Linked DNA regions of Homo sapiens: region 2 is linked to region 1. The links are chromatin loops, found by intact Hi-C in ENCODE. Cell type or tissue: mammary epithelial cell. All regions are shown on one strand.

Region 1 (5,000 bases):
GCCATAATCAAAAAATCAGTAGATGTTGCTGGGGATGCAGTGATCAGGGAACACTTCTACACTGCTGGAATGTAAACTAGTACAGCCACTATGGAAAACAGTATGGAGATTCCTTAAAGAGCTAAAAGGAGAACTACCATTTGATCCAGCAATCTCAATACTGGGTATCTACCCAGAGTAAATGAAGTCATTATATGAAAAAGATACTTGCACACACGTTTATAGCAGCACAATTCACAATTGCAAAATCATGGAACCAACTCAAATGCCCATCAGTCAACAAGTGGATAAAGAAACTGTGGTATGTATACCACAGTATACATGGTGGGATACTACTCAGCCATAAAAAGGAATGAATTAACGGCATTCGCAGCGACCTGGATGAGATCGGAGACTATTATTCTAAGTGAAGTCACTCAGGAACGGAGAACCAAACATCGTATATTCTCACTGATATGTGGGAGCTAAGCTATGAGGATGCAAAGGCATAAGAATGATACAATGGACTTTGGGGACTTGGGGGAAAGTGGGGGGTGAGGAATACAATACTACAAACAGGGTGGTGCAATGTATACTGCTTGGGTGATGGGTGCACCCAAATCACCACTAAAGAACTTACACATGTAACTAAACATCACCTGTACTCCAATAACCTATGGAAAATTTTTTTTTAATTAAAAAGCATATATAGGCATTCATATATAGAACTTTCTGTGAGCATGTATTTTCATTTCTCTTGGATAAATACCTAACACTGGAATTGTTGGGTCATAGGCAAGTTTAACTTTATAAAAAACTGCCAAACCAAAAAAAAAAAAAAAATTAAAAACAGCATCTTTTTTTTATATTTTAGGATGATTAATATATGAGTCATTCTTTTATGTATTTTTGTATTATTATACTTAAAGTTTTAGGGTACCTGTGCACAACATGCAGGTTTGTTACATATGTTTACATGTGCCATGTTGGTGTGCTGCACCCATTAACTCGTCATTTACATTAGGTATATCTCCTAATGCTAGTTATAACAGCCAGATTATCAAAATACACACCAATAGTCAAGTGGATAAATTGGAGTACATTTACAACATGGAATACTATATAGCAGTGAGGATGAACCATTTGTTAACTACCCAATTGTACCAATGACTGTCACAAACATAAGGCTGAATAAAAGAAGCCAGACACAAAAGAGTATGCACAATATGATTCCATCTATGCAAAGTGAAAAAAAACCAACAAATAACAACAGGCAAACAAAACTTTAGTGAAAGTAATCTATCCTAGAGTCAGAATAACCGTTAGCCTTCAGGAAGTATAAGGATTTTTGTTATAAAATAACACATCCTTAAAATGGTTGACACGGTCCTGCATGATTTTGGTCTCTGCTTACCTCCTCAGCTTTATCTTGAACAGTCCTTTGCCTCACTAACTATATTTTACCTATATAATCTGTAGTAATGCAGAAATAAATTTACACGATGAAGATTTCATTTGTTGTGACAGTTTCAAACTGAACCCTCAAATTCTCTCGGGGAAGGCCCCTGTAGACTTTCAACCAGTTTGCAATAAAGCAAGTCACACAAATTTTTTGGTTTACCAGTGCAAATAAAAGCTGTGTTACACTATACTAGAGTCTATTAAGTATGCAATAGCATTACATCTAAGAAAACAATTTAAGAATGTTTTACTGCTAAAAAGTGCTAACAATCATCTGGGCCTTTAGTGAGTCATAACCTTTTTGCTGGTGTAAGGTCTTGCCTTAATGTTGATGGCTACTGACTGATCAGGGTGGTGTCGCTGAAGGTTTGGGTGGCTGTAGAAATTTCTTAAAATAAGACAACAATGATGGTTGCCACAATGATTGACTCTTCCTTTCATGGAAAATTCATCTGTAGCATGCAATGCTGTTTAGTAGTATTTTACTTAAGGCAAAACTTTCAAAATTGGAGTTGGTCCTTTCAGACCCTGCCATTACTTTTTCAACTAAGTTGATGTAATATTCTAAATCCTTTGTTGTCATTTTGACAATGTGTTCACAGCATCTTTACCAGGAGTAGATTCAACCTCAAGAAACTACTTTCTTTGCTCATCAATAAGATGCAACTCCTCATCAGTTTAAGTTTTATCCATGAGACTGCAGCAATTCAGTCACATCTTTTAGGCTCCAATTCTAATTCTAGTTCTCTTGCTATTTCCAATGCATCTGCAGTTACTTTCTCAACTGAAGTCTTGAACCTCTCAAAGTCATCAATGCAGACTGGAATCAACTTCTTCCAAACTCTTGTTAATGTTCGTATTTTGACCTTCTCACATGAATCATAAATGTTCTTAATGACATCTGGGATGAATCTTTTCCAGAAGATTTTCAATTTACTTTGCCCAGTTCCATCAGAGGAATCACTATGGCAGCTAATGCCTTATGAAATGTATATCTTAAATAATAAGAATTGAAAGTTAAAATAACTCCTTCATCTATAAGCTGCAGAACAGATGTTGTATCAGCAAACATGAAAACATTAATTTCCTTGTACATCTCCATCAAAGCTCTTGGGTGACTAGGTACATTGTCAATGAGCAGTAATATTTTGAAATAAATCTTTTCCTCTGAGCAGTAGGTCTCAACAGTGGGATTAAAATATTCAGGGAACCATGCTTTCAACAGATGTACTCTCATCCAGGCTTTGTTCTTCCATTTATAGCACATGAGTAGAACAGATTTAGCATAATTCTTAAGGGCCCTAGGATTTTTAGAATAGTGAGTGCTGCCTTCAACTTAAAGTCACCAGCTGCATCAGCCCCTAACAAAATCAGCTTGTCTGGTGAAGTTTTCAAGCCAGGCATTGACTTCTCCTCTCTAGCTATGGAAGTCGTAGTTGGCATCTTCTTCCAGCAGAAGGCTGTTTTGTCTACACTGAAAATGTATTGCTTACTGTATCTACCCTCATCAACTATTTTTGCCAGATCTGGGTAACTTGCTACAGCTCCTCCATCAGCACTTGCTGCTTCACTGGGCTCTTTTATGTTATGAAGATGGATTTTTTCCTTAAATCTCATGAACCAACCTCTGCTAGCTTCAAACTCTCTTCTGCAGCTTCCTCACCTCTTAGCCTTTATAGAATTCAAGAGTTAGGGTCTTACTGTGGATTAGGCTTTGACTTAAGGGAATGTTGTGGCTGGTTTGATTTTCTATCCAGAACATTCTTTCTCCATATTAGCAATAAGGCTGTTTTGCTTTCTTATCATTCATGTGTTCACTAGAGTAGCACTTTTAATTTCCTTCAGGAACTTTTCCATTAGAACAAGAGGTTAGCTTTTGGCCTATTTTGGCTTTCAACACGCCCCCCCCCCCTTTTAAGCTCAGTCCTTTCTAGCTTTTGAGTTAAAGTGAGAGATGTGAGACACTTCCTTTCACTTGGACACTTAGAGACCATTGTCAAGTTACTAAATGGCCTAATTTCAATATTGTTGTGTCTCAACCAATAAGGAGGCCCAAGGAGAGGGAGGGAGATGGGAAACGGCTGGTTAGGTGCTGGAGTAGTCAGAACACACACAGTTATCGATTGGGTTTGCCATCTTACATGGGCTTAAGTTCGTGGGGACCCATAACAATGACAATAGTAGCATCAAAGATTATTGATCACAGATGACCGTAACAGGTATAATATTGGTGAAAAAGTTTGAAGTTTGAAATACTACAAGAATTACCAAAATATGACAGTGACATAAAATGAGCACATGCTGCTGGAAAAATGGCACTGATAGACTTGCTCAATGCAGAGTTGCCACAAATCTTCGATTTGTAAAAACACAGTATTTATCAAAGAGAAGTGCAATAAAATGAGGTATGTCTGTAGTGTAAGGAATAGTTAAAGCCCTAGATTCTTACCTGCCCCCAGTGTGAGCAGGCAGTTGATGGTTTCCTTTCCCACTCTTATAGAAAACTAAGGTCTTACCAGTTAGACAGATTAAAGAGGGTCTAGATTCAGGTAAAACAAGACTAGATGGCAGCACCTGAATATAAAGCGAACTGTACAACTGGACATTTAACAGTAAAATCTCACCTCCCTTCCTCTTGCTCAGCTACGAGAACACTGACTCCTAGGCAGATCACTTTGTAGTTTCCTACAAATCTCACCTCCCATCCCTTGCCACGTGCCCCAGGCCAGAGAATGCATTATTATTTTATGGGCAAAATGAAAATCCGTAAGAAAAGACCTATACATAATGATGTGTGAATGTCCTCAATTTAACATTTATTGATTGACTGAATGACTATTTTGTGCAGGGCACTATTCTCATTGGTTGGAATATATCAGTGAAACCAAGAACAACAACAAAATCCCTGTTCTCTTGTAAGTGATGTTCTAGTAATAAACGTAATCGATAAGTGATTACATAGCATATAAGTATAAAAAGTGCATGGGAAAAAAACAGAGCAGGAAAAGACAGAGCTGAAGTATTAGGGGCAGATGTGTACAGCTTTAAATAAGGTGGTCAGAATAGGCCTCAATGAGAAAGTGATGTGTGCAAAGACTGGAAGGAGGTGAGGCTTCCAGACTGGCTACACTATAGGAGGCCCACCAAGAACAAATTCTATGAACACAAATGGTTCCAAACTTATTATCTGTGCCTCACTCTTAAATAAGAGAAAATAGTCAAGGATCTCCTGGTATGTAAGAAACAAGACAAAATAAGACAGAAATTGAAAGCAGCAAGCAAACAAAGACAAAAAAAGGAACTCCAAAGAGAGGCAGTGAAGAAGTACAAGAATTTAAAAAACAAAAACAAAGCATCATTAATATCCTCAGTGATATAACATATTGCATCCATGAAACAAGAACAGAATGTTAATTTTTAAAATGGTCAAAGAACAAGAAGAAGTCTTAGAAATTTATATATACAAATGAAGTTTTTGCCTATACATACATATATATATATATATATATATATATGTGTGTGTGTGTATATATATATATATATATATATATATATATTTT
Region 2 (5,000 bases), 120 kb before region 1:
TTTTGGGAGATGCCAATGTCAAAGCATTGCAGCAGCCTGAGCTATAATGTGGGTTTCAATTTTTCACATTTGTACAATATCCATTCTGGCAATGTGTGTGTGTGTTCAAAGTGAAAAAAGAGTGGCTGGTTACTTGGGTTTTTTTTAATAGACCTACTCACAGTAGAAGCAGTCATGAATAACGTACAACCACTCATCAGAAGCCATATGAAGTTCATAAAGTAGAAGATGAAAATAAATACACTAGTGTTTTTTTAAAAAAACTTGCTCAGCTCTAATATTTATCAATGTCATTTGAAAGTTGATATTAACTAATAATTTTTTAAAAAAATTTTTGAAAAAGAAATTTATTCACTTAACAGAGGAGAATCAATGTGGTTGGCCATTACAATGTAACCAAACTGAGTTTATAAAGCTTTAATAAGATGGTTTATAGATTTTCATTGCATTATGATCCTCCTGAGGATTCTAACATCAGCTAATCCAGTAATGAATGTACTGTAGATCTTGTCCTTTTCAACCTTAATTGGTAGGAAGATAAAAGAAAGATGTTTTCAACTGCAGCTAACAGAGATCTCAAATCAAACTAATCAGAATGATTTTAAAAAAGAAAGTATTTCACATAAGAGGTCTAGAAGTAGGGAGGGGTATAGGATTGGTTAGATCAGCAGCTAATGATGTTATCAGTTCTATATTTCCCTCCACTATTGTTGGCTTTATTCTCAGGCTGGTTAGAAGATGACTTTGGGAATTCTAGAGCTCAGATCCTACTAAAATATAGATGATGGACTTTCTCTTCTGTGGCTCTCTTTTAGAAGCAAGCAAATGTGTTCTAGAAGCTCTCCCAGAAGCTTCCACATCTCTTTACTAAACCACCAGCAGCAAAAAAAAAAAAAAAAAAAAGGCAGGGGAGTGGATTATCCGTAATAAAGTAGACTCCCTGTTGGAGCTGGGCAGATGCTAGTTACCCTTAGGCAGATGGCTGCATGCTGTTAGAGAGGTATACTTTCACAAAATTGGGTTTCTGATAGATAAAAAGAAAGAGAAAGTGAATGTTGAATGAGGACCAATATGATCCTCTCAGATAGCTAAATCTGCAAGTAGTTTAATAACTGTTAGTAAGTTTCTCTAAAATTAGTACTGAAATCCTGACTATAAAAACAAAAAGTTCTTCCTTCTCAAAGAAATTAACCAGTTTCTTCATTAGGTCTATTATTAAAACAAAACAAAACAAAACAAAAAACCTATGCACTCTTAGGAATGCACTTACTGAGTCCATTCAACCTCAAAACTAAGAAATTTCTCATTAACTATTTTTAAGTAGATTTTTGGCTTCTTTTAATTGCTGATACTACAGAGAAAGATAAGTGGATTCATGGTCAATATGAAGACTTCTTAACAGCGTAAAAAAAATGTGGATTTTCTCAAAAGATAAGAGAAACATTTTCAGCTTACTGTCATGTATTATTTTTTTCTGATGTTATAGCTACTGATTCACATTTTTGGATTCCATGTAAGTATTCTACATGTTTTTTATGTAGTCTAACACCTTATAGTCCTTGGACCAGCAGCATCAGTGTCATCTGGGAGCTTGTTAGAAATACAAAAATCTCAGGCCCACCCCAAACCTACAAAATATGTATTTTAACAAGATTCCCAGGAGATTCATTTGCACATTAAAGTTTGAGCAGCACTACTGTAAGATATATGTAGTCACTACCTTGTCTCCTGGTGCTGGAGGGATATATGCATAATATGAAATCTAGAAATGACCTACAGTGCATAACTCATGTTACTTTAGCTTGGAACTTGAAGAATTAAGTGAATATCATGGACTCAGAGAACAAAATTTCTGCTCATCTTTTATCACTGTTCCATTAATGCAAATATCAAGATTTCACTTAAACTCATTGACTTAGACATAAGGGATACCAGATCAGAATAATGTCTGATTGCTTCTTCTGATCTTGTTAAAGCAGCCTAGATATTTCCATATGGGTTTGCGGGTACACAGTGGGAAAACTAAAGATCAGAATTTGCTTGGAGACATTTAGACAAAAGCTTGTATTATTTCTACCAAGTATGGACTCAGGGTGATATGGAGGCCAAAACATGGCTGTGCTCTGTAAATACCCATGTGAATTTTTTTAAGTGATAATAAAGCTAAAGTTACAGACTGAAATTTGTTCCTAAGTTTGATCATTTGGACAAGTACAGTATGTTCAGAGACTTATCTACCCCACATTTAGCATACTCCCCATCTTGGCATTTCTCTCATTTCCTCGAAAAGCCTTTTCTAGAGAAATTTCAGATCAGCAGCCAAAGAAAATTCAGCTCAATTTGCCCTGCTCCCCATGGAGCTCCCAATGACTGAAGGCTTTCATTCCCTTCTCTCCCACATTAATTCTGATGTGCATTAGTCACCATCTGTGTTTCCTCAGGCTTCATGATGAAAAAGTGGTCAATTTGCTGGGCCAGTCTACACTAAGTTAGTAGGCTGCTGCTTCATCTTCATAGGCAGTTGTTTTGCTTTATTTTGTTTGTTGTTGAAGTTTTTTGTTTTACTGCATACAATTAAAGTGAAATACAAAGATTTATAAAGTTATGGTAAAATCTACAAATGTATGATCTACAAATATGTAGTTCCCAGCACCTTAGCTCCCCATTTGCTATGTAACAGCTCTTTGTCATTTGTCCTCCCACACCCATGGCTTTGCAGCATTTCCTCATTTTTCTCCTACATTCAGCCCTGCCCTCGCTGCTCTTCCTTGAACCAATGACCTTGCCTCTTGCTTTATTGAGAGATACGTGGCTTGCAAGTGAAAAGTCTTTGCTCTGACCTTCCAATTCCAATTTCTACACACCCCTATCTTATCCTCATTTTCCCATTCTTGAGAGGTAATATCCCTTATCCAGTTCTAGACACATCCCTTTACCTTCACTCTTGATCCCATCTGTACTGTGTTGAAGGGCAGTCCCTAAAAAGATGGATTCACATTCTAATCTCTGGAACCTGAGAATGTTACTTTATTTGGAAAAAGGGTCTTTGCAAATATGATTAAGTTAAGGATCTTAAAATAAGATCATCCTGGATTATTCAGCTCGGCCCTAAGTTCAATAACAAGTGTCCTTATAGAGAAAGGCAAAGGAAAATTTGAAACAGAAGAGAACAGGACAAAAACACATAGAGAAAAAGATGATATGAAGATGAAGGCAAAGATTGGGGTGATCATACCACAAATCAAAGGAGTGCCAGCAACCACCAGAAGTTAGAAGAGGCAAGGAAGAGGTCTCACCATCAACCAGGCTCCAGAGAGAACATGGCCCTGCTGACACCTTGATTTCAGACTTCTGGCCTCCAGACTGTGAAAGAATAAATTGTTGTTGTTTTAAGGCACCAAGTTTTTGATAATTTGTTATGACAACCACAGGAAACTAATAAAACTTCCTTAGCAGAGGAAGATCTTGCTCCATCAATTCTTCCTTACAGTTCTTTCTCCTACATTTTCAGTTTCCCTGCTGCTTGTTTTCCCCTAGCAATACATTCTTGCAATTTTCTTCCATCATAAAACCTGTTGCTGTTTTTTAACTCAGTACCACTTTCTCTTTCCTTTCCAGGTAAGCATTTAAAAAAAATATTCTGCATGCTTAGCTCCCTGTCCATTAGCTTCCTCTCACATTCCAAACTGCTGCAATCGAACTTCTCTGCATACCACTCCACTGAAATGCTCTGGCAAATGTCACCTATGTTCTCAAAGTGCTAAAGCCAACGGACTCTTCAACTTTCATCTTATTTGACCTCATGGTTGCATTTGACAATACTGCAAACCCCCTTGAAATATTTCCTTCTCTTCAATTGTAAGATGTAACTCTCTCCTAATTCTCTTACCCCTTTAACCATTCCTTCTTGAACTCCTTCTGTTGCTCCTATTTTCCTAGTCATGAAAATATTCCTAATACTCAAGCTTCTTTCTATTCATGTCTTTTTTCTCTTTCATTTATGTGCTTTCTGAGTAACTTCCTCTTGTCCTATGGCTTTATGCCACATGTAGAGATGAAAATCTAATAGATTTCTTGATAAAAGCACATCTCTGGAGCTGTATGTACATATAGCCAACTGCTGAATGTATCTACCTTAATGCCCCATTAACACCTCAAATTTAATATTTCAAAATTAAACTCTAGTTTCACCATCAAAATTGGCAAACATGGGAGCTATTGTTGGGAGGCAATTCTCTATAGCATTTCTACCTACATATCTCAGATTATCTTTCAAGGATGTTAGTATAGCAAACAACCTTGGAAAATAGAGGTTGCAATGAAGTGAATGTTTGTGTCCCCCTGAAAATTTACATGTTGAAATCCTAACCCCCAATGTGATGATATTAGAAGATGGGGTTTTTGGGAGATAATTAGGTCATGAAAGCGAAACCATCACAAATGGGATTGGCACTTGTACAAAAAAGATCCCAGGAGCTCTCTCTTCCCCTTTCTGACATGTAAAAAACACAATGAGAAGTCAGCAGTCTGCAATTTGGCAAAGGGCCTTCACCAGAGAGAACCTGACCACAATGGCAACTGATCTCAGACTTACAGCCTCCAGAACTCTAAGAAATAACTTTAGATTGTTTATAAGCCACCTAATCTATGGAATTTTGTTATAGCAGCCTGAACAGACTAAGACAGGTAGTGTCTTTTCCTCTGAGTCACGGGGCAAATATGTTTCCTGATTACAATAACGAAGATAATTTCTTCCTTCATGAGCAAAGGTTGGGCAGCTTTGCTAACAGACCCTTTAAAAGACTGGGGGTTCCTTTGTGCATGATTCCTCAGCTCTGAGATCACTGTAGGTCAGCATTCAGCTGGGTCTGCTCCACATTGTCCATGAGACTTGGGGAATAAGAGGAACCAGTACGAACATGAAGCTTGTACTGCCTGCTGTCCCAAGAGTAAGCAACTGTCTAAATCTGTTTTTGCTCACTGTTTCCTTATCAGCTGAA

Evidence for each region. Hi-C counts contacts between places; a loop is a spot of excess contacts. Peaks named below come from ENCODE experiments on the same cell type or tissue, not always from the same donor. Only the 100,000 strongest peaks of a DNase experiment are listed, where the experiment ranks them.
Region 2: a loop joins it to region 1, with 2.1 times the contacts of the local background. A loop is called at or near these places in 2 of 110 quality-filtered maps.

The regions. Positions count from the first base shown.
Region 1 is chr4:145,021,992-145,026,991 of GRCh38, forward strand. The region is part of intron 4 of ANAPC10 (anaphase promoting complex subunit 10); the gene reads right to left. Among named protein-coding and RNA genes, the nearest start is that of ANAPC10, 74 kb to the right of the region's middle. In mammary epithelial cell, no CTCF peak of the experiment used is centred here; no DNase peak of the experiment used is centred here.
Region 2 is chr4:144,901,784-144,906,783 of GRCh38, forward strand. No RefSeq gene overlaps it. Among named protein-coding and RNA genes, the nearest start is that of ANAPC10, 190 kb to the right of the region's middle. In mammary epithelial cell, no CTCF peak of the experiment used is centred here; a DNase peak (open chromatin) is centred at 2,428; H3K27ac peaks cover 751 bases.